Linked DNA regions of Homo sapiens: region 2 is linked to region 1. Evidence: read pairs that join two places in POLR2A ChIA-PET (ENCODE). Cell type or tissue: GM12878. All regions are shown on one strand. Each heading gives the region's core, and the rest is flanking DNA. Links, peaks and the distances in the headings are about the cores only. Region 1 overlaps LYST (lysosomal trafficking regulator). Region 2 overlaps LINC02768 (long intergenic non-protein coding RNA 2768).

Evidence for each region. Peaks named below come from ENCODE experiments on the same cell type or tissue, not always from the same donor. Only the 100,000 strongest peaks of a DNase experiment are listed, where the experiment ranks them.
Region 2: POLR2A ChIA-PET joins it to region 1 with 6 read pairs; 4 of 35 experiments call an interaction of 5 or more read pairs at or near these places.

What each region holds. Positions count from the first base shown.
Region 1 is chr1:235,747,035-235,763,432 of GRCh38, forward strand. It overlaps LYST (lysosomal trafficking regulator), which reads right to left. Exons shown (of 53, transcript NM_000081.4): 22 at 15,686-15,817; 23 at 11,938-12,565; 24 at 10,247-10,424; 25 at 8,444-8,613; 26 at 6,010-6,240; 27 at 4,971-5,137; 28 at 4,176-4,328. Among named protein-coding and RNA genes, the nearest start is that of MIR1537, 98 kb to the right of the region's middle. RefSeq lists a silencer at 2,941-3,141. In GM12878, for the core only: no CTCF peak of the experiment used is centred there; no DNase peak of the experiment used is centred there.
Region 2 is chr1:235,941,314-235,957,711 of GRCh38, forward strand. All of the region lies in intron 2 of LINC02768 (long intergenic non-protein coding RNA 2768), which reads right to left. LOC105373215 (a long non-coding RNA gene) reads left to right here. Exons shown (of 5, transcript XR_002958490.2): 3 at 7,657-7,793; 4 at 13,560-13,719. Among named protein-coding and RNA genes, the nearest start is that of LINC02768, 23 kb to the right of the region's middle. RefSeq lists a silencer at 5,325-5,394. In GM12878, for the core only: a CTCF peak has its summit at 5,403; DNase peaks (open chromatin) are centred at 5,178, 11,858 and 12,361; H3K27ac peaks cover 1,772 bases.

The sequences.
Region 1 (16,398 bases), core at 3,854-11,853:
TAATTCCAGTGATTTGTTATTAAAATGATTTAAAACATATGCATCATTTGGAATTCAATGCTACAAAAGCATTTCCTGAGAAAGGTTTCCTCAGACTGAACAGAGAGGAGTGGCATTCCTGCACCATTACTGCACCTGCTCCAGGAGGTACAACACAGGTAGTGCATCCAGGAGAAAACTGGGGGGATGAGTCTTGATTTAATGGACCGAAGGAGAAGGGCATCGGAAGTTGACCATAGGAACCAAAATGATGTCTTGGTAGATGAGGAATAATGGAACCCTTCATTGGAATTGAACCTTTGTTTTAAATTATGAAAACATATATCAATTTCTATAAATAACCTCTACAAAAATTACTTACATATGACTAAATTATAACAGGTTTTAAAGACTTATCCTGTAAGATATTTAAATATTTTAATGCTATTTTAGATTGCTCAGTATTTTGGGTAATTAGTATTCTTAATCAGTTAATGTATTTTGATAGTCACTTTTGAGGCAAAAAAAAAAGAAAATACAAAAATTCATATCCTGTATATATTCAAGAGTTTTACTGTCAAACAATATACTTAGTTTAAGCAGATTCTTCCTAATGTCTACATCTGACAGCTTTCATGCTGTACGTGCAGCTGATGATTGTAATTCAGCGGTATGATAATACACTGAATAAGGAAATGTTAAGTAAGTCTTCTTTAGTACTAGGTATTAATACTAGAAAACGTGGGAGGGTATTTCAGCACTCCTGCTATGAAGCCACACAGAGCTAGTGTGGCCTTAAGCACATTTCTTTCTAAACCTCAGTTTTCTCATGCATAAGATGTGGATTAGAAAGAAAACAGAGCTTACTTCACCGGTAGATATTTATCACTATCTAACATTATATTAAATATATTTGTTTATATGCTTATTGATCATTTTCCCCAGTACAAGTTCCATGAAGACTGATAAAATAGCAACTGGTACATGGTTGGTACTCAAGAAATATTTGATGTTTGAGGGCTGAATAAACGGATAAAGAAAGAGTTGTTTTGTTGATAAAATAAAATAATGAATATAAAACATAATGCCTGTCTCATTCTCACAAATAATAAAATACTTTTAATGGTTAGTATTATTATTGGCTGAAATATAAAGTTCATTTGTATGTGAATTACTAATTTAACTGTGTGTATGTGCGAGTGCATGGCAATTTAAATATATGTCTAGCATTCTAAATAATATCCTAATGCTGACTACTTCTACCTTCATGCATTAAGGGTGATGTGTAAAGTTTTTCATACTAATAAGCAGACAAGTAAAAAAATACATTTAAAAGTATATATTGCTACCTTATTTATAATAGCAAAAACCAAGCAAAAAAACCTTTGTTTATCTATAAAAGTTACAGAAGATTATCCACATCAAAATAATAGATTATTTTGTAATCATTAAAAATAAAAGAATATTTATGTTTCTTAATATGGAAAAATATCTATAATGACCAGAAATAGAAATCAATTTATAAACAGTAGGTAGAGCATGATACCATTTAGGTAAAATTACATATAAAGATATGTATAGATATAGATATCCAGACCAAAAACAGATATAGAGGTTAAGGAGTCAGAGCTTTGTTCACTGGGCAGCAGGCAACTTGGAACTGCTGAGCAGAAGAATGGTAAACCTGAATGAGGTTGTAAGATTAATCTGACAATAAAATGGTATCTAACTCCTCTAGCAATGCAAGAACTTAAGGTCTAGATGTAATGACGGTACTGCTGAAGAAACTTTGGTTCCAAGTCATGGATATCCTGGGGTTCAGGGCTTGAGTAAATTTGTCTATTATCAGAGTCTGGTGTGTGGCCATAATGCAAGCTGCAGCTGCTGGCAGTCCCCACAACTCCTGCTGAAGGTGAAGGGTAGTGGCAGTGGGGCTGGAGGTGTCACTCATCTCAGTAGTTTTCAACAAATGCTAAATGAATCTATTTAGGAATCCCCCCTACCACACCTAAACATTTATCAGTAAAGAGAACGGCTTGAGTCTTTGAAGGAACAATTCATTACCTAATTGATAGACATGACAGAAATAGAAATCCCTCTATGTCCCTTTAGTATCATGGACAAATGGACTTGAATTAGTTTTTGTAACCACACTGCTCAGAAACAGAAGAGCTTCAGTATTCTGCAGTTTTTGTACCTGTAGCATACAAAGCCAATATACTTTTGAAGATACTTTTAAGTAATAGTGGAGAAATAAAAAGCACAATCTTCTCCAAGTATATGTGTAAAAAAACAACTTAGAAACAATTAGAAAGCAACAACCGAACACATATAAAGTGGTATTTTGCAAACTAGATTCACAAAGACAGAATTTCAATAAGGGTAGTACTTAAAACAGGAAGGATTCTTGAGAGAGACTTCAGAGAGAGAGAGAGATGGGTCCTAAGAGATACCATAGACCTGGGATGAGTAGATGTGGTGCAGGACACAAAGGGGTGAGTATAGGGGTGCATGTGCCAGCAGTCCCCAGTTCTAGGATGCAGTGGGTCTTAAGATGAGGAAGCTGGACTGGATGACTTTTAAGGTCTTTTATTAAGCTAAAAACTTGTAGGATTCTGTAAGTCTCCTATAGCTTGCAGCAATCACATTTACTTAGAGTGAAAAAGACAAGTCCAAGTATAATAAGCAGCTACAGAAGTCAGAAAAAAGGACAGCCATCTAGTGAAAAGACTAAAAGTTCATTATCTGTTTTAAAATGACTCAAACTAAAAAAAAATAATAAACTTGAAGTTACGTAGGGCTCTAAGGCTCAAGGTGACAAAATGCTAGTATCTAAAGAGAGAGACTAAAGACTGCTAGAGAAATCATTGACCAAATGGGAAATAGCAAGAGGACTATTGTGTTAGCCCAGGCACAAGGTGATAATTAACTAAAACCAGAGATCTAGAGATGGAAGCAGAGGAGGAACAGATGTGAGAATGAGAAGTATCAATACAAAAGAAACAGCAGGGGTAGTAAAGGTATACTTTCTGATATCAAGAGAGGGCAAATTCCATCTAAGCAGTCACTGACTACATAAGGAGTCCTGCAAAGGAAAGGTGTCCAGCAATCATGTTTTGGCATGCAGGAAGCTGAGCACTAATGCTAGAACTGATAAAGAATCTGTTTCTACTCAGGACAAAAGAGATGTACAACTGGGAGGGCAGCTCAAGAAGAGACAGTGCATTCAGATATTAAATAAGGAAGAATGTAGAGGGCAGTAAGTTTAGTTACATAGATGTTTTAGAAGTTTTATTTATATAAGTTTGATTTAGCATAATTTAAACATACTACTGCAAAACAATGGGTACTTGGTAGCTTTTCTTTACAAGTGAGTTTTTCACATGGTTTAAAATTTTTGCATAGCATTGAACACAGAAGTAGCTTAACACGGGTGAAAGAAAGATTTGAACTTAAGTGAATTTAAGACAGTAAGAGTGATTAAATTTCAAACAATTTACCAAATACTCTGGAGATGGTGTGTGTGTGTGCATGTGTACATGCATATTTATCCACTATGTATATATATGTATGTGTGTATATCCTGTGTATGTGGTGTTCATGTTATCTTTCTGGGTAAAGATGATAGCAGATTTTGTAGAAAAAATAAGGAAGACTAACAATATTAATGTTTATTATTTGATGACATTCTTCCTTATTTAATATCTGAATGCACTGTTTCTTCTTTAGCTGCCCTCCCAGTTGTACATCTCTTTTGTCCTGAGTAGAAACAGATTCTTTATCAGTTCTAGCATTAATGCTCAGCTTCCTGCATGCCACAACATGATTGCTGGACACCTTTCTCAGAGACTTCCCTAACTCCTGATGTAGATTGCCCTGTTATAATCTCTATTCCTACCCTCTACATTTCCCTACTATTTTACAATCTCTGCAGGGGCAGAATCTGTGTCTGTTTTTTTCATCATTGTATCTCCAATATTTAGCACAATGCTCAGCACATGGTAGGCAGGTGCTCAAGAAATAACTGAATGAGAAAAGCACTAAAAGTAAGGAGCAGAATAGTTTCCTTCAGGAAAAAATCTTTCTTAAATTTTATGTAAAACAAGAAATATTTTAAAAGTGTGAATGGCATAAGAACATAGGAAAGTCAAGCTAGCCTCAATTTATGGTTATTAAAATATGATTTCAATACTCGCCAGCAATGCTTTTCCGCTTTTGAACTACTGCATGATGGGGAGCAGAAGGTGACTGGAGTGAATCTGTGAGGTTTTCAGAGTCATGATTTGCGGTGGTCCTTATAAATTCCATAGCAGCCTGGAGAACTCTAAGCTGTAGTGCAACAGCCATATCTAAAAACAGAAGATACTAGAATGTTTTCAAGCTATGTGGTTACTAATTTTTTAATTGAACTGATTTTATGTATCATGACAATAATGTTTTGATATAAATTTTTAAATTTTGATCAGCATGGGGATGATGGTAGTAGACATTTTTAAATTCTTGTTAAAAGCAATTTTAAAGCAAATTTACAAATGGTCACTAAAAAACCTTCAATGGAAAAATATTAGCTCATAAATTTATTTCATTTTAAAAATTGTTTCAAAGAACAGGCTTTTTTTCTATATAAGGCAAAAGTTTAACCGGCAATTATCATATTTTTTGTTTCATATTCACTTTAATAATTACCATTAAAGAAAACTAAAGGGTATTACTATGCAACATACACTTTTAAATTCTACTTGGTAAGAAAAATCAGTGACATCTTTCACTTATGTATTGCCAACTACTAACTACATGGGGGAATCACTTTTTCTATTTTTGCCACTTTTTCAAGCCTTTTTAGGCTTCTTTTTAAAAACTGATAGATACTATTACAAAATTAATGTTAAACTTTTAGTAAAAGAGTTTCTAAGAAGAAAGAGATTGTGCTCAAATAACAGGTTTGTCTGTTATACAACTCCCTCCCCAAATTCATAAAAATTAAATCTTACTTTGTGTCCTCTTGTTTTTGCTATTTTGAAGATATCCAAGCATTACAATAAGGTCTTCAATAACCCTAAAATATTGTGAGCCTGAGGAACTGCAAGCATGAATTGTAACTGCTATGAAAAGTTGCTGTATATCACAAGCAAGCAATTTATATTCACTCATGGGAATGCTAAAGATAACAACAAAAGAAGAAAACAGAACATTTATAAGAAAAAGAACAAATAATTTAAGACACAGCTAACTGATTTAAATGGTTTAAATTCCTGTTCGACCAGCTTGCACTCATTCATGCAGTCATTCAGTATTTATTCATGCTTATTCTATGGCAAGTAATATGTAGTATGTATGCTAGAAATAGAAATAAGATACACTTTGACACCTGTCAGAAATACATAGTTTTACAGAGAACTGGACAAGTAAACAGATTACTATAAATAGTAAATGGTTGTAAGTGTAACACTAGAGATTAATACACGATACTATAAGAACACATAGGCAGTTTCTAGTCCACACTAAGGATGAAGATTGTGTGGGTATGAACAGGAACATTCTGCGAAGACTTTTCAGAGAAGGTGAATTTGACTAAATTAATTAACCTCTCTGAATCTCACTTGTATAAATTAGGGTTATTTTTAGGACTAAAAGAGGTAATAGATTTGCATTTATATTATTTATAAATATCCAATAAATATGAATTAGTTACTTCTGGTCTTCAATCTTAATCTTGATAATCTACCTCAATGTACGATATTAGGCCTACAATGCTTCTCTCCATCTGGGTTTTCCAAATCAAGAAAGGGTTAGAAACTAACTTGGGCCAGTTAATAAAGTAGCATACAGGGACATTCAGTAAATACAATTTCTTGCTTTTTTTTTCTTTCTTTCTGTTATTATTATTTTTTTACTTTTATTTTAGGTTCAGAGGTACACAGAAAGGCTTCTTACATAGGTAAACTCATGTAGTAAAGTAAACTAATACTAAAGTTTTCCTGTTCTAAAGTATTTATCAGATGTAATTTTAAATAATAATTTTAAACTTACTTCTTTTCTAATCCATTCAGGGCTGCTACTGTATTACATAACACATAGAGTAGACCATTATCCAGCAACATATCTGCTACCTTAGAACAAGAATTTAAAATTTGGAGAAGAAGTAAAAGAGCATTATGCAAGAGTATGTTGTCATATAGAGAGGTCTCTATTAGTCCCAGAATAGGAATGACAGACCACTTCTGAAACAATCCCATGTTTCTCACATCTTCCAGATCAAATCTATAATAAATAATACAGTTAAGAGCACATTAGAAACAATCACAAAATAAGAAAATATGATAGCAACTATGGGTCATCTTGCTAACTTGATTTTGAAGTCATAAAAACAAGTTGGGGGAGTAAGGATTCTTAACCTGTTTTTAAAATGACAGAGTCCCTCCAATAATAGGGTAAAAGCTGTTGCTAGAAGTCCATCCCAAGATAAATACACAAACATTCAAGTGAAATATGCATACAATTTCTTGGTTTTAACTGATTTATTTTAATTCATCCATGAGCCCTTTATGTCCAAAGAAACTATGTTTGGGGGCTTCAAGTGCACAGGAAAATTATTATTATTATTTTACATAGTATTTGAGAGACAGTGAGCTAGTAAAAAGAGGTCTAGCAAAAGGGAATGATTCTCGAGTTCTTATCCCAATACAACTTGCCTCTGGGATGGAATGAAATTAGCTAAGTATTTTGTGCCTCATTTTCCTTATCTGTCAAAAATATGTGGTGATATATGTCCTCTTTTCTTCTCAAGGCTATTGTGAGAATCAAATAAAGTAATGCACAATTGTTTCGTGAAAGCCAAAAGTTGTATGTAAATGAAAAGTAGCATTGAAACTACCATAACAATTTAGTAAATTCTTTAAGGTCTGAATTTGTCTATCACAATAAGGAGACACACGTTTCTCTCTATTCTATCATAAACAGAAATTACAGCTTAATTTCTGCCAAACTTTTGGTTTGGGAGAAAAATATTCTTTTATTTTTACACTTATTTGCTAATCCATCAGCATTCTACCAGGGTCAAAACTCAGCAATCAGTGTATCCAGGAATTCTAGGTGAGGGATTTACTCCTCTCCCAGATGACCTGAAGGCTCTGAGGAGAGTAAGGCGTTCCTATATGGATCCTTTATGTAATCTGTCACTGAGAATACATGAGCTATCTTTTTTTCTTTTCTTTTCTTTTTTTTTTTTTTTTTTTTGAGATGGAGTTTCACTCTTGTTGCCCAGGCTGAAGTGCAATTGTGCAATCCTGGCTCACTGTAACCTCTGCCTTCTGGGTTCAAGCGGTTCTCCTGCCTCAGCCTCTCAAGCAGATGGGATTACATGAATGTGCCACCACGCCCAGCAAATTTTGTATTTTTAGTACAGACAGTTTCATCATGTTGGTCAGGCTTGAACTCCTGACCTCAGGTGATCCACCTGCCTCTGCCTCCCAAAGTGTTGGGAGTACAGGCTTGAGCCACCACGCCCAGCCTCACCTGTCTTTTCAGTTAATCTTCTCATGTTAATACTATCTGCCAAATCTTAGCTATCACTTTCATCTGATGCAGCTTTTATTTGTTTCTAGTTTCTAACTAGTGAATGAACTATAAAGGATGAAGTTATATTAGAAAGAACATCATATGGCAAATAATACATTGATTTACCTGGAAAATTACTTTTAGCAGATTTTTTCTAAAGGTGACCAAAAGATTTCGTTAAGAGTGAGTTCACTAAATTTTACATTTAAGACAAAAGACCTTGCCGGGTGTGGTGGCCCACACCTATAATCCCAACACTTTGGGAGGCCAAGGCAGGAGGATGGCTTGAGGTCAGGAGTTTGAGACCAGCCTGGGAAACACTGCAAGACCCATCTCCACTAAAAGTAAAAAAAATTAGCCAAGTGTGGTGGTGCGTGCCTGTAATCTTAGCTACTCAAGAGGCTGAGGCAGGAGGATCCCTTGAATCTAGGAGTTCAAGGCTGCAATGAGCTGAGGCATGACTGTGTCTCTCTGCACTCCAGCCTGGGTGACAGAGTGAGACATTGTCTCAAAAAAAAAAAAAAAAAAAAAAAAAAAAGCCAGGCATAGTGGCTCACACCTGTAATCCCTGCACTTTGGGAGGCCAAGGCAGGCAGATCACGAGGTCAGGAGTTTGAGACCAGCCTGGCCAACATGGTGAAACCCCATCTCTACTAAAGATACAAAAAACTAGCCGGGCATGGTGGTACGTGCCTGTAATCCCAGCTACTCAGGAGGTTGAGGCAGGAGAATCGCTTGAACCTGGGAGGCGGAAGTTGCAGTGAGCCGAGATTGCACCATTGCACTCCAGCCTGGGCAACAGGGCGAGACTCCGTCTCAAAAGAAAAGAAAAGAAAAGAAAAGAAAAGAAAAGAAAAGAAAAAAGACAAAAGATTCCCAATTATAGTGGAGGGAAGAACACACTTACTCTTCATCAAGGCCAATATGTCGACCAAAGAACATTTCGATGAAGCATTCTAACAATTCTTGAGTTCCTCGATGAAGATACAACTGGTTGGCTAGCAAGGAAAATCCACGATTCTTCAGAAATTTATCTTTTTGTTCCTTAGATGCTCTAGCAAAATATGCATCTAATAGCTAAACAAAAAATTTAAGTCAATTTAGATAATGCATTAAAATTAAATATAATATATACAAATCAGTGTAACACAACTGTATTTGTAAATTAAGTTCATATGTACAGAAGAACACAGAAAGCTTAAAAAAATGCCACCACCACAGCAAAGCAGAAATGAATTTGTCTTTGGCTACTGTGGAATGCTAATGATGACTCCATCTTGGAGATCTTAATGTTTCTCTCATGGGGAAACTGGCATTTTTAGCTGAGCATGGACACCTGGTAGACTGGCAGCCTTAGTTGAGTATAAATAGAATATTTGTACCTAATGCTGAGAGGGAAAAAATCCGTAAACTATGCTCTCTCTGCAAATCTATATCTATATCTATATCTATATCTATATCTATATCTATATCTATATCTATATCTATATCTGTATCTATATCTATCCTAGACCTCTACTTCTAGGCTTCTTGACAGATTATTTATCCTGAGCACAGGCCTGAATTTCCACCCTTCTCTAGCATCTTAAATGCAACACGTGTAATACCAAATTAATCCTTCCACCTCTTTCTCCCCTTCAATGACTCTCACAGTAGTGATAGACTCCTTTCCCCCAGACACACATCTATTTATTCCCCTACTAAAAAAGCTTTCTAAGTTTACAGCATAACACAAAATATACTTTTTCCATGAATCCTTCCGTTTCCCCTATGCTCAATTCTCTATTAATACTGCCACTGCAGTACTCATCACAGAATTTCTTACGTTTTACTTAGTTAAGTATGAGACTCTCCCTTCTAGACTGTGAAATTCTTGAATGTAGGGGCTTATATTATTTCCCTTTATATACTATATTGCAACTAGCTCAGGGACTTACACATGAAATGCGAGCTCAATACTAGGTTGTATTGCAAGTGATTAAACAATACCTACATCCAAGCAAACTAAAGAAAAATGAGAATCTTTACAAGATTATTTTAATATTGGGTTGTTTTCTAATGGAAACTATTCATATCAAGCATTTACTCATTCAATAATATACTTAGTACCTATTACACAAGATGCCCACCCTCATGGAGCTTATATTTGTGAGAAATTTAAAAAACAAGTACACAGATTAATAAGATAATTACAAGACATAAATAGGATGCTATGATAGAATAAATAATAAGTAAGATTAGAGGGAAGTTATTTTGATAAGATCATCAGGGAAGGTCTTTTTGAAAAGGTGTCATCTAAGCTGAGAGCTGAAGTAAATGTCTAAAATTTGATAGTACACTGAAGAAGAGATTTCCAATGAACCACGTATTCCTTGTAATTTTTACAAAAGAGATTTACTAAGTGTTCAGATATGGGGATTTATTGGTAGATTTAAAAGACATATTGATATGAACCAACATATGGAGGGGGACTTAAAGCTGGATGATGCAAAAATATGACCATGTAACCAAAAACCCCTGTATCCCTAAAGCTATCAAAATAAAAAAAGTTTAAAAATATATGAGTATTAAGTAACAAACTATATTAGTTCATTATTCTAAAATATAAAAGAGAGATTTAGGTCTACTTTAATGTATATACTCAAAATTTTAAATTACATATATATTTATTTTTCTGAATTAAAATAACATATCTAGTATTTGCCCTTACTTTAATAACACCTTGTTGTATAGCTGGTGATGGGTGGTTAACGAGGACCAAAAGTGTATCTGCTTGAATAAGCTTGTCCATCACATCTTCAAGCAAAACATCAGGCAGGATAAGAAGAACCCCACTTAGGAGTTCATATAATCCACAGCATATAGGTACCAAACAGTCTTCAGTTACACTAAAACAGAGACCAAAAAAGTCTTACTAACATGACAAGAAAAGTACTTGATGATTACCTTAGGAACTGTGACAAGTAGTAGCATTTTTTAACAGGTGAAACAAATGTTCATAATGCTTAAGAAATGTTTCCTAATTTAACTGTGATTAACAAATTTACCATCACTTTTTATCATTGATTTTTTTGGGCATATAGTCTACTAACACTATTCAATTGTACATCTCTGATGTCTAATACAGTAGTCACTGTCACTTATGCTATTTATTTAAACTAAAAATTCAGTTCCTCAGTTGCATCAGCCACATTTCAAGTGCTCAGTAGGCATATGTGGCTAGTGCTGACTGTATTAGACAGCATGAATAAAACATGTCCATCATTGCAGAAAGTTTCACTGGACATTGCTACTTGAGATGCTATTGGAAATGTTTTTTTTTTTTTTTTCACCAAGGAAGAAACAGCTTTATTAGGAGTCTAGGCATGTCAGAAAAACCCAGTTCACTCACAGAGAAGAGAGGCAAATATTGGTACAGGGGAAGAATCTAGCATTACAGAATATCCTCTCAAGAACCAAGTGTGAAAATAAAACCTCCATCTAAATATCCTAACAAATGCTGCTGGGTTTAGCCCAGGTGAAACTTCTGGAAGCTCCTGGTGAAAGGAGATTTTTTTCATAAAAGGAATGCTCTCTAGCACTGCTGCATTTCAGCTCCATATAAAGTTATGGGTCTGCGATAGCAGAAGTAGAGGAAAATATAAGGGGGATATCTCATCACCAAAGCAAGGTCATCTGTGTCCAGGTGACAGAGGAACCTTAAGTTTCTGGAGAGAGAACAAACTGGGGTAGCAGAAGGAAAATGGCTGAAGAAATACAACGCCTAGGCAATGTCTGTCATAACATGGAGGACTCTGTGCAGTCTGGTGACAGCCTGTCCTGGGAAACACTGGTATTGCTTTCTGAGGCCATTTTAGCTTTCTTCTGACTTCATCCAGAGAAGAACTGCCAATGTTCAGCACTAAGACCTGCATTATAATTACCTGAGTGGAATGGAGCAGCCACCCTATGACACCTGTTCCTCTTCCCTTCTGGAGCCGTCACTTGTCTCTGATCAAGTAAGATGTTACTCAGGACAGGCCCAGTCTAGAAATCACTCCCACCTTCACATGAGCACCAAGTGGACAGAATCATTCTCATGAGTCAAAGCTCTAGATAAATCCTATCGTTTCTCTGTCCTGAAGAATTTTCCTTAATAACTATAAGGAATTAAACCACAATATATATTTTTTAAGTGCTACTTATGGTTTAGATTTTGGTTAAATATGGAATTCAATATTATCTAGTCTTAAAATAAGGAAAAATATATCTTTCTGTTTGTTATTATTATGTATATAAAGAAATAAACTTTTCTGTTTGTTGTATTATAAGTGGCATAATGAAGACGTTTCCAGAGGGGTAGAGAGTCTTTAAAGAATAGTAAAATAAAGGTGGGAGGAGTGTACAAAAACACATAAGTACCTGTGAGCACTTGCAGTTCGGTTGTAATTTGGCTCATAACCAAGAGAATAGGCAAAGTTTTCCCAATCATCAGTGTTTCTATCAACAAGACTTGGCCAACGGCCAACAGCTGCAGATCCGTTCTGTGAAGGAAAAGCTAGCCCAAGGCTTGCAATAGTGCTGTGGCTTCGCTGGAAGGAGGCCAATCCCTTTAGGTAATCAGGTCGGCGTGGGCAGGACTCATCCCCAGGACTGTCATCTTCTGACCTGGGTTCTGCTCCCAACTGTTTATGATCTGCTTTGACCACTGGAAATCCCAGCACTCCCTTTGGGACATCACTGACAGAGACCTGGGCTGAGAGGACAGCTTCCATTTCACAAACAGTTTTTGCAGACTCACAGCTACTGATGAATGCGTCCTCTTTGCCTTTTTTCAGTGTGTCGGAACTCCCCAAAGAATTTTGTTTCTTTGATTGGGTGGCAACATAAGTATCTGCAATATTTTGTAACCTGTCGATACTACAACCCAAACTTCCAGTCAGTTTTTGTGATTGCGTTAGTAGTGAAGAAGTAGGGAATGCTGGTAGGCTTCTAGAACGCAGCATATGGGCGGCCATCTGTTGTGGAATAATATTAGAGGAATTCTCTCCTGGTAAGAGTAGATACAAAAATACTACTTAAAAATCTATTAAGTGGAACCACCTCTCTTTTGCATTATAAATCACAACCACAGCAAAAGCCCATTTATCTAGCACTGTTAAAATCCATATAGGTTAATTTTACAAGTAACTAATGCTTAAAATTCCTTTACTTTTTCTTAAGAGACAGGGTCTTGCTCTCTTACCTACTGAAGTGCAGTGACACAATCACAGCTTACTGCAGCCTCTAACTCCTGGACTCAAGACAGCCTCCCACCTCAGACTCCAAGCAGCTGGGACTATAGGCATGCACCCCACACCTGGCTTAATGCTTAAAATTCTTAAATGCCAAAACTATTTTTATTTTAACCACTTTTTATTAATATCTTCCCAAAACATATGTTTTTTCCTGTCTTCTTAACAAAATACAGTATTGACTGAATGATTCAAAGTCATTAGGATTAATGGTTCTACTGTGCTGAATTTAAGTGAATTAAGTGAAACTCAATTTACCTCAGGCTAGCAGTTACCAGGATGTAGTGGAAAGAGTGTGGGCTTTGCAACTAGATATAATTGGATTCAAATGATAGTGAAGTGGTCCAAGGTAAATCACTTAATTGTACTACAGTTTCTACAAATGTAAAATGAGGGTTCAGAATATCTACTTTGCAGGGTGGCTTTAAAGATTGAGATTATATTTGTGATGCACCTAGCATAGAGCTCAACATATAACAGGTGCTCAAAAAATGGTAGTACTTGTTGTTACTAGCCTAAACAGCCCTAGACAGTTCTCTCTCTCCTCCATTTTTGCAGTCACTTCTTGCTGTTATTAGTGAGAATAGTTTCTTTTCTTGTCACAGCTCTCTAATTTACTGCTTCTAATATTCTATGCAGGAAGACACCAGAAAAATTATTTTCATTGTAGTGCATGGGATACAAGTGCATGCCATTCAAGGTGTGGTCTGTGGACTGGTAGCATGGGCATCAATACCACCTGTGGGATTGTTGGGACTTCACATTCTCAGGCTCCACCCTAGATCTACTGATACAGAATGTATGAGAGAGGGGCCCAGGAATCAGTGTCAACAGCTCTCCAGGTGATTCTTTTGCAGGTTAAAATTTGAGACCATGAACACAGAGTAAACAGGCATTAAATGAACTGCTTTAGAGCATAGACTCTGTGGCAATAAAATAGCTCCATAGCTCAGAATCTTTTTCTAGTTATTTCTGGATTTGGGCTAGAGGGCTAAAGTTGCCAAAAGATTCTCTTCAAAAGATCTGGAAAAAATGGGGGTATGATTGTATTTGAAAATGTTTCAACATGACAGATGATTTAAAAAACAAATATGTCCTGTAAAATTCCAAATAAAACTAATTCAAAAAGGCCAGGTGCAGTGGCTTGAGCCTGTAATCTCAGCACTTTGGGAGGCAGAGGTGGGTGGCTCACTTGAGCCCAAGAGTTCAAGACCAGCCTGGGCAAAAAGGCAAAACCCTATCTCATTTATTTAAAAAAAATTTTTTTTAAAAAGAAAAGGAAAACTAATAAAAACATAGCCTTAAAATATTATTATAAAAGAGCATAAAAAGTGCTAGAGAATAACTGAAACACTTTGGCAGGAAAACAAAACTAGAGACTAATACCTATATATCTAGTTCTATCTATCTCTATTACCATCTCACCTGCAGTATTTAATAATTAGGATTGAAGCTAAAGACAAGACTAGGTTGGACTGACAATAAGAGCAATGTCCCAGTATGGAAAAGGACAGTAGTCAGGAAAGGAAAAGATGTATGGTCAGTTTGCAACTAGAAAACCTGCACCTATTCTTTTCTTCTATAAAGTAGCGATGAGACTCTGTTAAGAGTCAATTAGGAAGATAGAAAAGTACTGTAGGCTTAAAGACTTGAATACACTTACTATGGAAATAGAAGAGGGTATTGATTCTGAACATACCTAAAAATTACAGGGCAGCCTTTAAAGCTCTGCTACAACTTTCAGCAGTATGACAATGGTTAGACTGAGGCGAGGTTAGCATTTTTCAGTTCAAGAATACCAATAGGCTAAGGGGACAAGGAAACTGAGATACTTTCCAACTGAGTAACTGCTGAAGTTATTGGCTAATGTGACCTAGGCTGGATAGGGAAAGCGAGACAAGGGGAACTTTGGAGTGTGATTAAAAAAAAAACAAAAAAAAACCAGAAAGATGGGAGGCTGTCAATTAGAGAGGATGAATGCATCCCCTTTGCCTTTTTTCAGCATGTCAGAACTCCCCCAAAGGATTCTGTTTCTCTGGTTGGCTGGAGGGCTAATGATACAGAAAGATTCTGTTCAAATGAGAACACGTGGACACAGGAAGGGGAACATCACACACCAGGGCCTGTTGTCGGGTGGGGGGAGGGGGGAGGGATAGCATTAGGAGATATGCCTAATGCTAAATGACGAGTTAATGGGTGCAGCACACCAACATGGCATATGTATACATATGTAACAAACCGGCACATTGTGCACATGTATCCTAAAACTTAAAGTGTAATTATAAAAAAAAAAGATTCTGTTCAAAAGACTTGGAAAAGAAATGGAGCCATGATTGTACAGTATTTGAAAATGTTTCAGAGTGATGCATGTGATTGAAAAACAGATCATATGGATAGAACAAAGCGGGATATTGTAGTTTCACAGGTGCTTGAAAGCATTCTTGATGATGATAAAGTCCAAGACAGATGCATGCAGAGCGGTAAGACAAAGTAGAGAAAAGGTACCCTGAGTCAAAAAATGTGAAGCTGGAGTATTGGGTGGCCATTTATCTGGCAAGTGAAGTTGTCCAGAATGATGGTTTTAGGTAGACAGAAGAGAATAAAAGTTTTTAAAAAGCTTCTGAAGAAAATGGTAAAATAAATCAGAAGCTTGATGAAAGACAAATGACTATGATAAGAGAAGTCAGAGAATGCCAGAACAAGATAGCATGAGCCTCATCCATTTTCTCAATGCTCTTGAGGACCTGTGCTGGGTGTCTCTTGTTAGATTGAATGAGGTTGTACTACATATACTTCTAAAATATGTACAATTTAATTATCTAAGAATATTCAGAACTAAAATGAGAAGGTCATACTTCCATTATTGCTATTTTTACCTTCATATGGTGAAGCAGTAAAACCAGATGGGCTTATTACCATAAATCCAGGGCTCATAAGGGACCTTCCTCCACTGCTGGAATGCCTCAGGTACATGATTGACCGCACTTTCTCCTGAAAGATCTTGCCATCTAGAATCCAAATTTTTTTTGAAACAGCAAAATTTTTAAAAAGGATAAAACGAAAATATAACTTTAAAAGCAGATCATTAAATTCAAATTTTGACAAAAAGATGTTTAAAGAGAAAAATATATAGCATACTTTATATTAAGGCACACGATATGTGAATACTTACTCTTCACAATTTTTTAGTACAGATTTTGCTGTTGTTTATTATTTCTGGCCACATTAACTTCTATTTTCTTAATTCCAACTGTACTTATAGTTATTTCTATGGTTTAACATTTAACTATTCACTTTTATATGTTATTATCATCTCTCAAGGGAGATTGTTCATCCTTGAGGAAAGGACTGTGTCTTTTATTTTTATATATCCCCTTCAGTGTCTAATATTTGTAAAAACTAATCATTTCTGAGCTTCATACTTATAAATTCAACTGCTTGGTTTCTTAAACAAATCACAAATGCAACAAATCTAAATCCGAATCATCTTTTTGCCCTAAATTTACTCCTTCTGTTTTGTTCTTTGGGAAGTTCCCATGTGGTAACCTGGAGCTACCCTTGACCACTACCTTTCCTTTATCCATGGCAA
Region 2 (16,398 bases), core at 4,746-12,745, 200 kb after region 1:
CCAAAGTGCTGGGATTACAGGCATGAGCCACCGTGCCTGGCTCCATTTGTTTAAATATCTGCTTCCTCTGCAAGTGGTGAGCCCAGGACCTGATTCTCATTCTACGTATTCCCAGGGCTTGATGGGACTCATTGTTCATAGGAAGGAGCTTGATAGTTGTTTGATGAATGAATGAGCAAGGGAAAAAGGATAAAGAGGAGCGAAAAAACGAAGCCGGGTTTTGGGGGTATTGGAGCAAATTAAGTGGGGGATACCATGTGGAGATGTGGCCCCATCAAGACCAACCCTGTCCCAAGAATGGCTCAGGTTTGCCTTGCTGGGGTCTTTGCTCCACTGTTACCAAACCCCCCACCCTCTGAATTGAGCTATGGGTTCCAGGAAAGGCACCCCTGTCCTGAGTTGACTGCAGCGATCACAACTGCAGACAATCATGATTCTTTGAATCCCTATTTTGATGTTAAAGCCAAGAAAGAGCATTATAGAAACTCAGGAAGAGAAAATAAATTTAGCCATCATCCCACGACCCCGGTACAATTACTATTATTTTTCCATTTTTCTTCCAGTCTTTTTCCTTATGTCTATAGCTTTAATTATGTTTTTCTGTATGAAATATAAGCAGGAAATGGAAATTTTCTAAAGGACTTCTTTTATTTGCCTCCCACTGTTTTGCATACAATGGACACTTAACACATAACTTTAGGCAGACTGAGGCGTCTCCTGATGAAAAGCTTTTCTCAAAGGCCATGTGGTTGCTGCAATGAGCCTTCTAGAGGAAGCTGGTTATAACCTCTCTCCATCACGTCCAGCCCTCTCTTTCCCGCCTGGCTCACACACTTGCCTTCCTTTAAATAATATTTTTCATTCCTCCAATCAGTCATTTGATCAACAAACATTTAGTGGGCGGGAACTGTCCCTAGGCCCTGGGCTGGGCCCTGTATTTACCGCCCTGTGGTTCATCAGCCCTCAGCCTGGTGCATCCACGCTGGTATCAACCTGATGGCCCCAGAAGCTTCTGAAAACTCATGAGCTTTCCTGATGGTTTATCCCTCAGGCCTTCTCCAACTCAAACTAAGGTCTGCGTGTACCTTGGCCCCTTCTTTTGTGCTTGTTGTACCCAGAAGCAAAATAATTGTCTAGCTGTCCCAAGAACGGCCAACCGTTGAGATTGTGTCAGCGAGTCTTTGTTCAGTTCCTATAAAGGATGGCCTATTAGGTAATACATCCATTCCAGATGGAAAACAGGCCTTTCGAAAGCCCGAAATAACCTATTGCCACATCCCCCTTTGAGCCCACAAATGGTTCTTTCACTATGAAAGAACAAACTAACTAGAGCCTCAAAAATGTCTTTCCTAGCTTTAATAAGTGGGGATTCTGGCCTCGGGGTCATACAAGGATGATCACACATGAGGAAAGCTCAAATGAACAGAGTTATGCCAGAGATGGCTGGCCTGGGCAAAGCTGGCATTGCTCTCGGAGGGAAGCCAAGTTTTTCCAATTGTTATTCTTGTGCCATAGGGCAGATCAGCTGGGGTGGGCCGGTGAACGCTGCACTGTCACATCACGATGCTTGGAGCAAGGGGTTGCTTGAATGGAGGCAAAATGCTGCGTTGACTTAGGAGGAAATCATCTTAAACCCTGAGATCTGAAGAGCTATGTTTAGCTGGGAAGTGATGGAGCTCTTCAGCTTCTTCATAAACTCACAAACCCAGGATGAGGCTAGAAGAAAGTCAGATTTCTTATCTGCCAGAACTCTTGCTGGGAAAGATGTCACCAAGGTATTCCCCAACATTACCAGGCCTTCTGTAAAGCACCTTCTTCATGCTCCCGGGCCCATCACACACATGCACATACACGTACACACGTACACACACATGCACATGTGCACATGTATACATGTGCTGTTATGGGCTGAATCTCATCCCCTTCCCAAATTTATATGCTGAGTCCCTAATCCCTAGTCCTTCAGAATGCAACCTTATTTGGAAATAGATTCTTAAAGAGGTAATTATATCAAAATGAGATCTTGAGGGTGAGTCCTAATCCAGTCTAACCAGTGTCCTTATGCAAAGAGGAGATCAGGACATGAACACGCACAAAGAGAAGGCCTTGTGAGGACACGGAAAAGACAGCCATCTGCAAGCCCAGGAGAGAGGCCTCAGGAAAAACCAACCCTGCCAACACCATGATCTTTTAAAAAAATTATTCGTCTTTTTAGTTGAGATAAAATATACATATATAACTTACCATCCTTACCATTTCAATACCATGATCTTGGCCTTCCAGCCTCCAGACTGTAAACTAATAAATTCCTGTGGTTTAAGCCACGCTGTGTGTGACGCATCGTGATGATACCCAAGCAGACTGACATACACACTCACACAAGCTCACATATTCACACACGTACTAATACACACCCTCACCCAAAAACACTGACACACAGAAGCACTCACACACACAGATGCACTTACACTCGGTTCTCACCCTCCTGTGTCACCCACACAATCCTTATCCCCCCATCCCTGACACACACATGCTCCCTGAGGCCAGACACGTGGACTGTTGTGGCTCAGGACCTCACTGAGGCCAGTTCTCTTCCGGAGCACAGCAATGGTTTGCTGTCTGCTAAGATCATTCCTCTCGCTGGAACCTTGGGTCCGTCCCTGGGGCTCATTGCCTGGAGTGTGGCTTTTTGCATCCTCACATTTCCTGAATGCTGTACTTTGTTTTCCTGTCTCCCAGCTTGGATCTCCTGACCTTGGCCTGGACCTGGATCTGGGAGGCTGACTCTATTGACCATGGGGAAGGAGCTAACAGGATTGAACCTCAGGACCGTCCTCTGCAAAATGAGGAATTTAGGCTAGCACAGTGGTTCTCAAAGTGTGGTCCCCAGACCAGCGACCTCAGCATCGCCCTGGAACTAGTTAGAAATGCACATTCTCTGGTCCCAACCCAGACCTACTGAACCAGTGCCTCTGGGAGTGGATCCCAGAAATCTGTGTTTTAACACACGTGCTATCTAGGAGGTTCTGATGCAGGCCAAAGTTCGAAAACCGCTGAACTGGAAGATCTCTAAAATTCCTCCTAGGAGATAAACCTTTAAGACTTGCTATAAGAATTAAGTGCCATGATTATGGTGCATATTATTTATGAAACTTGTTCAATGTGCCCTGCCCTTCCTATTCATTATCTCTACAACCTCCTTCTAAAATAAGTATCAATTAAAAGTATTTTCCAAATGAGCAAAAGGAGGCCCGGAGAGGTTAAATAATTCATCAGGAGACACGCAGCTGGAGATGAACAGGAGGAGGATTTGAATGGGAAGCCATCTCAGTGTGCTCTCTCTACTACCTCCCATGAGCAAACACAGTGACAAGTGAACTCAATGAATATCATTTTCCGGTGATTCTGTGACCTTTGAGTACCTGCATCCTCCTACCTTAACCAACTTTGCCAGCCTCCTTCACTGCCCTACCTGATCGACAGTAATTTCCAGCTCTCTTCCTTCCCCCATGCTCAGCCCAACACCCAGCCCTGGCTTTCTCACCTTCCTGGGACCCCCTGCGTTCCACGGTAGTGAACAGAGACACACGACAGCCATTCCGTGGATCTACAGTGACTGTTCTCCTGGACACAGAGCCAACGTGGCTACTGAAGGAAAGAGGCCAGTCCTAAGTTCAGGATCTGTGACGGCCTGGAAAATGTACTCTGTCCCCCCACAACCTCCCGCTACAACCTCCCCCTAAAAGAAAAACTTTCTACAGGTGATGTTGAGATTGCCACAGGCTTTGGTCCTCACAGACTGCAAATACCTATGGGAGAAAGAATGCTTCCACAGAGGAGCGCCGAGGGGAAGGAGAGCACCTCACTGGGATGGGATGGGAGTGGGGTGACAGCACCGCCCAGAGGCATACAAGCTGGCCTCTCTCTGGTTTTGTGGAGGCGGCCCTTGCTGGTATCCTAGAGTTGTCTCCCTGGCCTGCTTAGCAACGCACAGCTCCTAGGGGCCATCACCCACTAGGAGGGCAGGGCCTTTTGTCTTTTTTTTTTTTTTTTTTTTTGAGACAGAGTCTCTGTCTATCACCCCAGCTGGAGTGCAGTAGCATGATCTCGACTCACTGCAACCTCCGCCTCCCGGGTTCAAGCGATTCTCCTGCCTGCCTGAGCCTCCTGAGTAGCTGGGATTACAGGAGTACGCCACCAAGCCCGGCTAATTTTTTATTTTTAGTAGAGATGGGGTTTCACCATGTTGGCCAGGCTGGTCTCAAACTCCGGACCTCATGATCCACCCACCTTGGCCTCCCAGAGTGCTGGGATTACAGGTGTGAGCCACTGCACCCGGCCAGATTTTTGTCTTTTTACTGTTGTATCTCCCCACATAGTAAGTGCCTAATCAATTGAGTTGAATAAATGAATTCTTGCCCCATCTACCAGATTCTACCTCAGGGGCAGCTTCACACACACATACATACACACACACACACACATACCTACACACACACACACACACACACACATACATACACACACACATATGCATGTGCACTCAGGCACACACGCATGTGCTCACTCACACATGTACTCATGTTCTGGGGCCGGCACAGAGGCTGGGGGAGAGTAAGGAAGTGGGGAGGGGCATCTTTGGCAGGGGAAGGGTGCTGGTAGGACAAGAGCAAAGCGCAGAGGGACTGAGGGGTGGTGAGAACGGATCTTCTCACAGTTGAGGCCTGTAAAAAAAAAGAAACCACACGGAGGCTGAGGGCAAAGTGCCCTAAATTGGAAGTCTGGCCTAAGATCTGACGATGAATGGTTTTCAAACTCTGGAGGCGGTCTGCTTACGAAAACTCTTGTTTGCACTGAGTATACAGAAAGGGCACTGAGTGGGGCAAAGATGGCCCCACATGCTTGAACTTGCCTGTGAGTCTGGACTCAGACCCAGTTGTAGGGTGGACCTGTGGGCGGGGCTAATTTTGTAGTGTCCAGAAGAGCACCAAGGGAGTTTTTGTGAATTGGACTTCCACCCTAAGCGATACTAGGTTTAGTTCCATTTTCCGTCTGGAGAGAAGTCCTTTGCAGCATTTCGTTTGGCGGAAGAGTTTTGCATAATATTTCACACAGTGTTCCTTGCACAAGCTTTCATTACCCCATGACCAGGCTAGGGACTCCCCGCCTTCTATGACCAGGTGAAGAGTGAGTCTCCTACTCCAAGCTCCCCCTGTTCGCCTGGTTTTGATGCCCTGTTTCAGTGCATCATCTGGTAATTTCGTGACCTGCAATCGGCAGAGTGGGCTCGACTCATCTTCTATTTCTATGCTGCCCACTGTGTCCTTCTGAAAGGGCTGAGCCCTGGGTCTGGTAATTTTGGACTGTCTGCAATTTGGAATGGGTGTGTCACTACTGCCCTCTAGAACCAGGTCTTGGTTATTGATTGCAGCTCCCAGAAAGGAACCCTGCAAACACAACCCTTGGTTAAGGCAGGCAGTCTGTCTTCTCCTTTTCAATAATAACTTCATGTTTGAGGTTAATAAGTGGAGGTTCTTTAAAGGGCACACAATTGAGGCCCCACACTCCGCTAGCTGCTTTCCCGTGAGAACTTCCAACAGGGCTGTGGTTTGCTGTTTATAGAGAAGGGGTGAAGAGCCAGGGCTGGAATGTGCATTATAAATGACAACGTAGGCCAAGCATGGTGGTTCACATCTGCAATCCCAGCACTTAGGGAGGCCGAGGTGGGAGGATTGCTTGAGCCCAGGAGTTTGAGACCAGCCTGGGCAACATGGTGAAACACTGTCTCTACTAAATATACAAAAAATTAGCTGGGGATGGTGACGCATGCCTGTAGTCCCAGCTACCTGGGAGGCTGAGGTGAGAGGGATCACCTGAGCCTGGGAGGTTGAGAACTGCAGTGAGCTATGATCGCACCACTGCACTCCAGCCTTGGTGACAGAGTGAGACTCTTTCTCAAACAAACAAACAAACAAAAGATGGCAATGTACAGTTGCTGGACAAACTGCCTCACTGGAATTCAACCTTGGAGAAGTGATGGATTTTTCTTAGTGTTGGCAGAGCCGTATGGTTAGCATGCTCCTCTGCCTCGTGTTTTCGTTTAAGTCCTCGTGCTTTCCTCCTTGTCCTAAAGTAGTCAGGGACCAAGTTGCACAGTCTCTGCATCCTCCATGATACCTGACACAGTGTCTGGAACAGAGAAGTTGCTCAATAGGGAATTTTCTTTCTTCTTTCTTTTTTTTTTTTGAGACAGAGTCTCACTCTGTTGCCCAGGCTGGAGTGCAATGGCTCGACCTCAGCTCACTGCAACCTCTGCCTCCCAGGTTCAAGCGATTCTCCTGCCTCAGCCTCCCGAGTAGCTGGGATTACAGGCATGCGCCACCACGCCTGGCTAATTTTTGTATTTTTAGTAGAGACGGGATTTCACCATGTTGTTCAGGCTGGTCTCGAACTCCTGACCTCATGATCCACCCTCCTCAGCCTCCCAAAGTGCTGGGATTACAGGCATGAGCCACTGTGCCCGGCCAAGAATTTTCTTTTTTTAGAGACAGTGTCTTGCTCTGTTAACCAGGCTGGAGTGCAGTGGTGGACCCATAGGTCACTGCAGCCTCGAAGTCCTGGGCTCCAGTGATCCTCCTGCTTTAGCCTCCCAAGTAGCTGGGACTACAAGCGCGTGCCACCACACTTGGCTAATTAAAAAACAATTTTTTTTTGTAGAGATGGGATCTATGTTGCCCAGGCTTGTCTCAATTCCCGGCCTTAAGCGATCCCCCCGCCTTGGTCTCCCAAAGTGCTGGGATTACAAGTGTGAGCCACCAGCACCTGGTCCATAGAGAACTTTACAGCGAGAGATGATTGATCTTCCTCCCTGACCTTGTGAACCTTCCCACTGATGCTGTGTTTGCCAAGTAGGGAATGCGGCTCTCCACTAAGTGTCGCCTGTAAACCCTATGGAGTCAGATTCTGCTGGCTCTGCACAGCGAGGACATGTGGGTTTCATTCTTGTATTCTTGTAAAGTTAACAATACAACTTATGGGGAATTTAATAGCTGGAAAGTTGTATCAGTCCTCTATAAGCCCTGGGTGAATCTTTGAGTAGCAAATGAATAAAACAGTATGGCAAAGGGAGTCTAATCACTAGTTAAGCCCTTGCTAAAATTGCCAACTCACTAAGAAGGTAGTCTTTTTACATTTTTAAAGGACTTGTTAACAAGTGAGCTGATGATACATTGGCCCTGGGGGAGGACATCAGTTTCTTCTTTGCTTGTGTGAAAGAGTTCTATAAAAATGAAATGCATGACCGACAACTTCTTACTTTTTCAAACAGAGGTATTATTCTGCAGTGGTATCACTGGGGCATAGCAATGGCAGGAAGAGCTTAGGACTCGGAGTCCTAAACCACTAAGCTCGTAGCTAGGATGATCACAAAAAACAGGTAAAAAACATTGTTAACAATGGTCTTCAACCTTGATGTCCAGCTTCTGGTCTGTACAGGGGGAGTTCCATGATCTACTCTTCCCCTGGAGTCACACAGTCCACTGGGGAGAGATGCCCAAGGCAGACCTTCCCTCCCCAACTCTTCAGGCTCTCCAAGTCCTCTCTCCAAGTTTGTTTTGCTTACGCCTGTTTCCTTTCATTTACCACTTTCCCTTTCAGGCCAGGGTCAAAGGAACCTAATGTGAAAATGTTTCAGTCTTTTGATGAAGTATTCCAGAACACAGAACTCCTTATCATACAGAACATCAAGTTCCTTTAAGATATGGGTTGCTATCTCCAATTCATTTTGGGAAGAGGTGAGGTATTAAATATTTATATTAATTAAATAGAATTATCCTAAAATAACATAAGTTGGCTTACCCCTGGGCAGGAAGTCTCATTTACAAGTGAGCACACCCACCTGTTGATACCCAGGGCCATCATGTCTGCCAAGCAAAATAAACTCCTTCATGAACAGACAGGAGCCACGCTGTTCCCTCTGTGCCCAGTCACCAGAACAAGGCTCTTAAATCCCAAAGATCGATCAGGCTTTTTTTTTTTTTTTTTTTTTTGACAGTTTTGCTTTTGTCACCCAGGCTGGAATGCAAATGGTGCGATCACAGCTCACTGTAACCTCTGCCTCCTGGGTTCAATCGATTCTCCTGCCTCAGTCTCCCGAGTAGCGGATTACAAGTGCGTGCCACCACGCCCAGCTAATTTTTGTATTTTCAGTAGAGACAGGGTTCCTCCATGTTGTCCAGACTGGTTTCGAACTCCTGACCTCAGGTGATCCACCTGCCTCAGCCTCCCAAAGTGCTGGGATTACAGGCGTGAGCCACCGTGCCCGGCCTTGAGCCACCATGCCTAGCCTTGAGCCACTGTGCCCGGCCTCAGCCAGGCTTTCTTTCAGGCCCTCGGTGTCATTTCGTTTATTTAGCTCTGTTCAGTGATAATGTAGATGTGATTCAGGAACCTGCCAGCAGCGCTGTGGACTCCCACCCAGCTGGGTGGATACACCTAGACCTGTGGCCCATCTGCTTTCCCTTTTTTTATTTTGAGACAGTGTCCCACTCTGTCACCCAGGCTGGAGTGCAGTGGCACAATCATAGCTCACTGCAGCCTTGACCTCCTGGGCTCAGGCAATCCTCCTGCCTCATCCCCCTGAATAGCTGGGACTACAGGTGTGCGCCACTATGCCTGGCTAATTTTTGTATTTTTTTTTTTTTTGGTAGAGATGGGGTTTTGCCATGTTGCCCAGGCTAGTCTTAAACTCCTGGCCTCAAGCGATCTGCCTGCCTCAGCCTCCCAATGTGCTGAGATTACAAGTGTGTGTCACCACTCCCAGCCTGTTTTCCTTTTAAAGAAGCCCTGGAAACAGTGGCCAACACTGCCACCACCCCTGGGTCCCCAGACTGGCTCTTGGCAGGAGTGTGAAGGTCTGATGCAGGATGGGGTGTCTTCTCAGAGACCCACAGCCACACTTACAAGGAAAAGTGGCTGCTTCTAAGATGGCTTTTGCATGGCAGGTGTTAGCCAATTAAATCCACAATTCCCACTGATGTACAATGTAGTCAATCACTTCAAAGCAACTGATTTACAATAGCCATTACCAGCCTCCCCAGAGCTGCCCCTGCCGTCTGTCGGGGACGCTGGCCACACTGGCCGATTGTCCAGCTGCTGCGTGTTGCCTGCTGTGGCCCCTTGTCTGGAGCAGCCACGCTTTGTTCCGTAACTCTCCTCCTGCTTCCCTCCCAACCCCAGCCATTGTGCATCGGGCCAGGGGGAAGGATGGCTGATCCAAGGAGGTAAGACTTGGGGCAGAAACCAGTGGGGAGCCGGGCTGTGCAGAAGGAGAGGGAAGGAGAGCTGAGTGGCAGGAGGCAGAGTGAACCCTGCTCATTGCGGAAAGCCAGGAGCCTTCTGAGCCCGTGGCCCTGAGCTCTGCTATCCTAATTTTCCTGGAGCTCCCATAATCCTTTTCTTGAGGTAACCAGAGAGGCTCTGTGCTCTTTGCATCTCCCAGGACACTGGCGACTTGGTGTTTCCTTCCCTGTAAGAGCTTCTCCCTGCAGTCGTTGGATGCTTGGGTGTTAGGGGTTGAATTATGTTGCTTCCCCACCCCAAATTCCCGTATTGAAGTCCCAACACCCAGGACCTCAGAATGTGACCTTCTTTGGAGATATGGTCTTTGTAGAGATAATCAAGTTGAAATGAGGTCTTAAGGGTGGACCTTAATCCAATATGACTGGTACCCTATTTTAAAAGTGGGGGAAATTTGGAGGCAAACAGCATACAGGGAGAATACCATATGAAGATAAAGACAGTCAGAGACACGCCAAGGAGAGAGGCCTGGAACAGATTCCCCATCATACCCTCAGGAGGAGCCAACCCTGCAGACACCTTGATTTTAGACTTCCAGCCTCAGGGTTGTGGGAGAATACATTTCTGTTGTTTCAGCTGCCCAGTCGGTGGTACTTTGTTATGGCAGCCTGAGTGAACTAATATGGCTGGTGCAGTCCTCTGCATGGTCCGGGGACCCTGGGGACCAGCTCCATCCTGCATCTTCAATAATTCCAGCTCTTTTGTCTCCAGCCCCAAAACAAAACCTTTGATTTTGTGTTTCATTTCACTGTGTTTTAAACATCTAAGGACAGTTGGCCGAGTGCGGTGGCTCACGCCTATAATCCCAGCATTTTGGGAGGCCAAGACAGGTGGATTAGCTGAGGTCAGGAGTTCGAGACCAGCCTGACCAACACGGAGAAACCCCGTTTCTACTAAAAAATACAAAATTAGCCGGGCGTGGTGGCACAATCCCATAATCCCAGCTACTTGAGAGGCTGAGGCAGGAGAATCACTTGAACGTGGGAGGTGGAGGTTGCAGTGAGCTGAGATAGCGCCATTGCACTCCAGCCTGGGTGACAAGAGTGAAACTCCATCTCAAAAAAAAAAAAAAAAGGACAGTTATAAGTTATACGTGCATAGTTTAAAAAGTCAATTCAAGGCCTCTGGGTGGAGCAGAGCACAGACTGGTTCTCTCTTCCCAGAGCTTCCTCACCAAGAGCAGGGCTGGAAAGCCCCAGAGAAGGTGAAGGAGACGTATTCAGGGGGAAGCAGGAGCTGCTGTAAACAGCCACCTGATTTGCTAAGAGATTCAAGTGCTTTACAATGGGACTGGAAAGTCCATGGTGTTCCTATAGCCTCCTTGTCAGGGGCAACGACAGGGCCAGGAGCAGACCCTGAGCTGACCAGACTGAAGAGAGTGGGTTGGAAATGAAGGTCCCACCAGACTGACCTGCTGCACCTCTCTGCTCTCGCCCCTGGGTGTCCCAGGGCACACAGAAGACCCTTGATGTGCAAATATTTGATGCTAATGATCCCAGCAGCAACGTGTTATTGCGAATATCCTGATGTGTTTATAGGCCAAATAATAAGGTGGCAGGGGCTGCCCACTCTCTCTCTGTAACAGACTGTATGTATGTATGTATGTATGTATGTATGTATGTATGTATGTATGTATTTATTGAGACAGAGTCTTGCTCTGTCACCCAGGCTGGAGTGCCATGGTGCGATCTCGGCTCATTGCAAGCTCCGCCTCCTGGGTTCACGCCATTCTTCTGCCTCAGCCTCCCGAGTAGCTGGGACTACAGGTGCCCGCCTCCACGCCCGGGTAATTTTTTGTATGTTTAGTAGAGATGGGTTTTCACTGTGTTAGCCAGGATGGTCTGGATCTCCTGACCTCGTGAACTGCCCGCCTCGGCCTCCCAAAGTGCTGGGATTACCGGCGTGAGCCACTGCGCCCAACCTATTTATTTTGAGACGGAGTCTTGCTCAGCCACCCAGACTGGAGTGCAGTGGCATGATCTCGGCTTCCTGCAACTGCTGTCTCCTGGGTTCAAGCGATTCTCCTGCCTCAGCCTTCCAAGTAGCTGGGATTACAGGCACCTGCCATCATGCCTGGCTAATTTTTGTATTTTAGTAGAGGTGGGGTTTCACCATGTTGGCCAGGCTGGTCTTGAACTCCTGACCTCAGGTGATCTGCCCGCCTTGGCCTCCCAAAGTGCTAGGATTACAGGCATGAGCCACTGCACCCAGCCTAGACTTTATTTTTTGAACTATTTTGTGCTGACAGAAAAAATCAAGCAGGAAGTAGAGAGAGTTCTCCATACACTCCTTAGCCTCTATTATTATCTTGCATTTGTGTGGTATACATTTTCAAATCAATGAGCCCATATTGATACATTATTACTAACTAATGTCCAAAGTTTACATTAGGGCTTCCCCTTGGTGTTACACAGTCTATGGGTTTAGACAAATGTATCATGGCATGTAGCCATCATTGTAGTATCACACAGGATAGTTTCACTGCCCGAGAAATCCCCTCTGCTCCACTAGTCATCCCTTCCCCACCCCACCTTACCCCAAAACCACAGATTTTTTTTTAACTGTCTCTATTGTTTTGCCTTTTCCAGTGTCATAGAGTGGAATTACATAATATGTAGCCTTTCAGATTGGCTTCTTTCACTTAGTAATATGCATGTAAGTTTCTTCCATGTCTTCTCAGAGCTCAATAGCTCATTTCGTCTTAGCCCTGAATAACATGCCGTTGTCTGGGTGTTCCATAGTTTGTTTATCCATTCGCCTGCTTAAAGACATCTTGATTGTCTCCAGGTTTTGGTAATTATGAATAAAGCTGCTATAAACATCTGTGTGCAGTTTTTTGTGTAGTTGTAAGTTTTTAACTCATTTGAGTAAATACCAAGGAGCATGATTGCTGGATCTTATGGCAAGACTGTATTTAGCTTTGCAAGAAATGATCACACTGTGCTCCGAAGTGGCTGCACCACGTTGCATTCCCATCAGCAATGAATGAGAGTTTCTGTGGCTCCCATCCTCACCAGCATGTTCTCAGGGTTCTTGGTTTCTCAGTATGTTTGACATTCTCAGTGTTTTGAATTTGAGCTGTTCTAATAAGTGTGCAGTTGTATCTCACTGTTGACTTAATTCATAATTTCTGAATGACATTTGATGTTAAGCCTCTTTACCTATGCTTACTTGCCATCTGTATATCTTTTTTGGTGAAGTATCTGTTCAGATCTTTTGCTCATTTTCTAATTAGGCCATCTCTTTTCTTATGGTTGAGTATAAGAGTTCTTGGCATATTTTGGACATCAGTCATCAGACATGTGTTTTGCAAATATTTTCTCCTGGCCTGTGGCTTGTCTTGTTCTCACAGGCTGCTATGCATTTGGATGTTTAGGAGGACCAGTGAGGACAACACCGGTGTCTCCCACGGTGTGCTTGTGTGTGTGCAGAGGAATATACTCACTGGAAAGCAGACTGAGATGTGAGGCCACATCTAGGCAATGGGAGAGAGTTTGGAATGGAGGAACATTTGTTTTGGGTGGAAATATGTCAGCTTTCATTGCTTTAGCTCCATCCTTCTATTCATCCAACCAATATTTATGAGGTGCCTGCTATGTACCCAGTATGATTCTAGGTATCAGGAAAGCAAAGATCAGTGAGAAGAGTCCCTACCTTCAAAACACTCACAGGCCAGTTTGGGAGGTGGTCATTTCAATGCAGTGTGAAAATGCCCCAATCTCCAGTGTGGGCAACATAGGGAGACCCTGTCTCTACAAAAGTTAGAAGAAAAAAAAAAAAAAAACAGAGGCATAGTGGCCTGTGTCTGTAGTCCCAGTGACTCAAGGGAATGAGGTTGGAGGATTGTTTGAGCCCAGGAATTCAAGGCTGCAGTAAGCTATGATCATGCCACTGCACTCCAGCCTGGGTAACAGAGCGAGACTCCAACTCAAAAACAAGCACCCCAGTGGAGGGAAGGGTGGGGTGTGGAGGGGACGGGGAAGGTTGTTGGGTAAGGGGCAATAACAGGAGAAGGGAGAAGGAGAATCAGTATGAAGATCTCACCTACTCCATGGTCTCCACTAGGGAGCGTTCCGTCTCCTGCTGAGCCATTTGCACAGGTGCCCAGGAGAATCCCATTACTAGAGGGCAAAGGGCAGGGGGCCCCCCCACACCATGCTCTCACTGTTGCAGCCACAGCTTCCTCTTTGTCACTTTCACAGGCTACCTTCATCCCCAAACAGGAACTGCTGCAAGGCCCGCAGCAGCCATGGGTGAGTGGCTCTGGAGATGGGGTAAGTGGCCTACGCACCCCAGAGGAACAGCTGGCAGCCTAGTCTTCGGGCAGCAGCTCCACTCAGCCCTGGGGAATGACAGATACAGGTGTGTTCCCTCAGGTGCATATGTGCATGTGCTTGTGTGCAACTTCCTCCTCTGCTCTCATTCCTGCAAGGTGCATTCTCAGAAGGCTGTTACTCCACAGTCACTACGGTTGTGAAGCGGAACCAGACAACTTCCCATTTTCGAGGTTCTACAATTGGCAATATGGGAAAATCTTACCCCATTACCACCCAACTCGATTCTTTCAATGCAAGCTTGTCTAACCCATAGCCTGCAGGCCACATGTGACCCAGGATGACTTTGGATGTGGCCCAGTGCAAATTCGTAAACTTTCTTAAAATATTATAAGATTGTTTTGCAATACATCAGTATCGTTAGCGTTAGTGTATTTTATATGTGGCCCAAGACAATTCTTCTTCTGATGTGGCCGAGGGAAGCCAAAAGATTGGATACTCCTGCGTAAGGGGGAAATGCATGTTTATAGTCATATATATATATTTTTTTTTTCTAATTTTTTTTTTGCACCCAGTGCAGTGGCACAATCATAGCTTGCTGCAGACTCAAACTCCTGGGCTCAAGTCATTCTCCCACCTCAGCCTCTGATTAAACCATCCTCTTACCTCAGCCTCCTTAGTAGCTAGGACTACAGGTGTAAGCCACCACGCCTTGCTAATTTTTAGATTTTTTGTAGAGACAGGGTCTCACTATGTTGCCCAGGCTATTCTCAAATTCCTGGGCTCAAATGATCCTCCCACCTCAACCTCCCAAAGTGCTGGGATTACAGGCATGAGCCACCACGTCCAGCTGCTTATAGTAAAATATCCTAATGACTATAGACAATAATGTAAGATGAAAAGTCAAAGTCCTCATTAATCTGACCATGATCACTGTTATCCTCCCTGGAGAGAGTCACTGTTAAGAATTTCTTGGATCGTCTTCCAGGCCTTCCCTAAGTGCAAATACACATAAGTCTTTGTTTGTATAAAAATAGGCCATAAAATATACACAGTTCTGTGACTTCCTTACTCACTTACGTCTGTATCTTGAACATATTTCCAGGTCACTATAGAGAATCCAATCTCTCTTTTGTTTGCAATCAATCTCTCTTCTCTTTTTTAAGACAACCAGTTATGCCAGTGAAGTGCCCTAAACTAGAGATAGCTGGGGCGCTGTCAGCCACCTTAACAGTGAGAAGAAGCAACAGGATGAAGTGGAAACAGCGTCACACAGATGGAGCCTCGAATCCCAGCATGCTAGCCATGTGTCATCTTCATAGTCTTCCTAACGTCTGTGGCCTCAGATGCCACATCAGTAAATGGCACACCATATGTGATTTAGGCTAAGGGCCTGAGTGTAATAGTTGCTTAGGAATTATAGCCCTTCTTAAATAAATGGAGAAACAGTCCATGTTCATGGATTGGAAGCCTCAATGTTATTAAGATGGCAAATCTCCCCAGAGTGACCTGTAGATGCAACACAATCCCTATCAAAATCCCAGCAGGCTTTTCACTCCTTTTTAATAAGGACACCGGTCATATTGTATTAAGGTCCATCCTAATGACCTCATCTTAACTCAGCTACATCTGCAAACACCTTAATCCAAATATGACATTCTGAGGTACTGGGATTAGGGCTTCAAAATATCTTTTTGGGGGAACACAAGTCAACCCATAACAGATAATTAACACAAATACATGGAAAACTATCCCATATTCATGGATTGGAAGTACTAATAGTATTTAAATGTCCATATTACCCAGAGGTCTAGAGATTCAATGCAATCCCTATCAAAATACCCATAATGTTCTTCACAGAAGTGGGAGTAAACAATCTTAAAATTCATGTGGAAATGCAAAAGACCCTGGATAGCCAAAGCAATCGAGTAAAAGGAACAAAGCTGGAGGTCTCACCACAACACATGGTTAAGGAGTTAAAATGGGACATTTGAAACTTTATATTACTACAGAGTTTAATGCAAGATTCATGCAGATTTTTAAAAGATAAACCACGACACGTCACAGGAATATCTAGCTTTTGATATGTCCCCATGCCTTCCACAGGTACCCTCCTACAGCTCCCCTCCACTGTCCCCTCCCTAAGGGGGTACAATTCAGCTCTTTTGCCCTAAAGAGCATTTGGATGGAAAGTTTGAGATGTCCTAACAGTTGAGTGCTACTATAATGTTTATTTCATGGGGGATGAGGAGGTGGGGAAGGAGGGGTGGAAACAGGCGGGAAGGAGGGGTGGAAACAGGCTGGGAGGAGGGGCCAGAGGGTACCTACAAAAGCTATATATTATCCTTTATTTTGCTTGACCAAAGCAACCAACAAAATGTAACTCCAGGTTTCTAAGAGCTAATTTTAGAATACTTATTAAGATTCCTCCCCATTCCCTCAGCACCCTATCAAATACTAAGACTGGCACTATATTAATACAGGTGACATCAAAGGACTATAATCCATCTATCTTTTTGACCCTTGGCCCATTTGCCTTATTCAGAACAGCAAAGTTGTGGTTATCGGATGCCACCAAGTGCATCTGATGCTATGTCCCCAAAAGCTCCTCTACAATTGTGTCCATTGGCACCACTGGTCTTGTTGGTAATCACAGTGGGAAAAGCCCCTGATGAGCTGGATGTCACTTTATTGCTAACAACCTCTTTCTCCCTCAAATTCTTGTTTACCCTCAAAAGTGACTCTCTACATTGGCGTTGACTTTGGG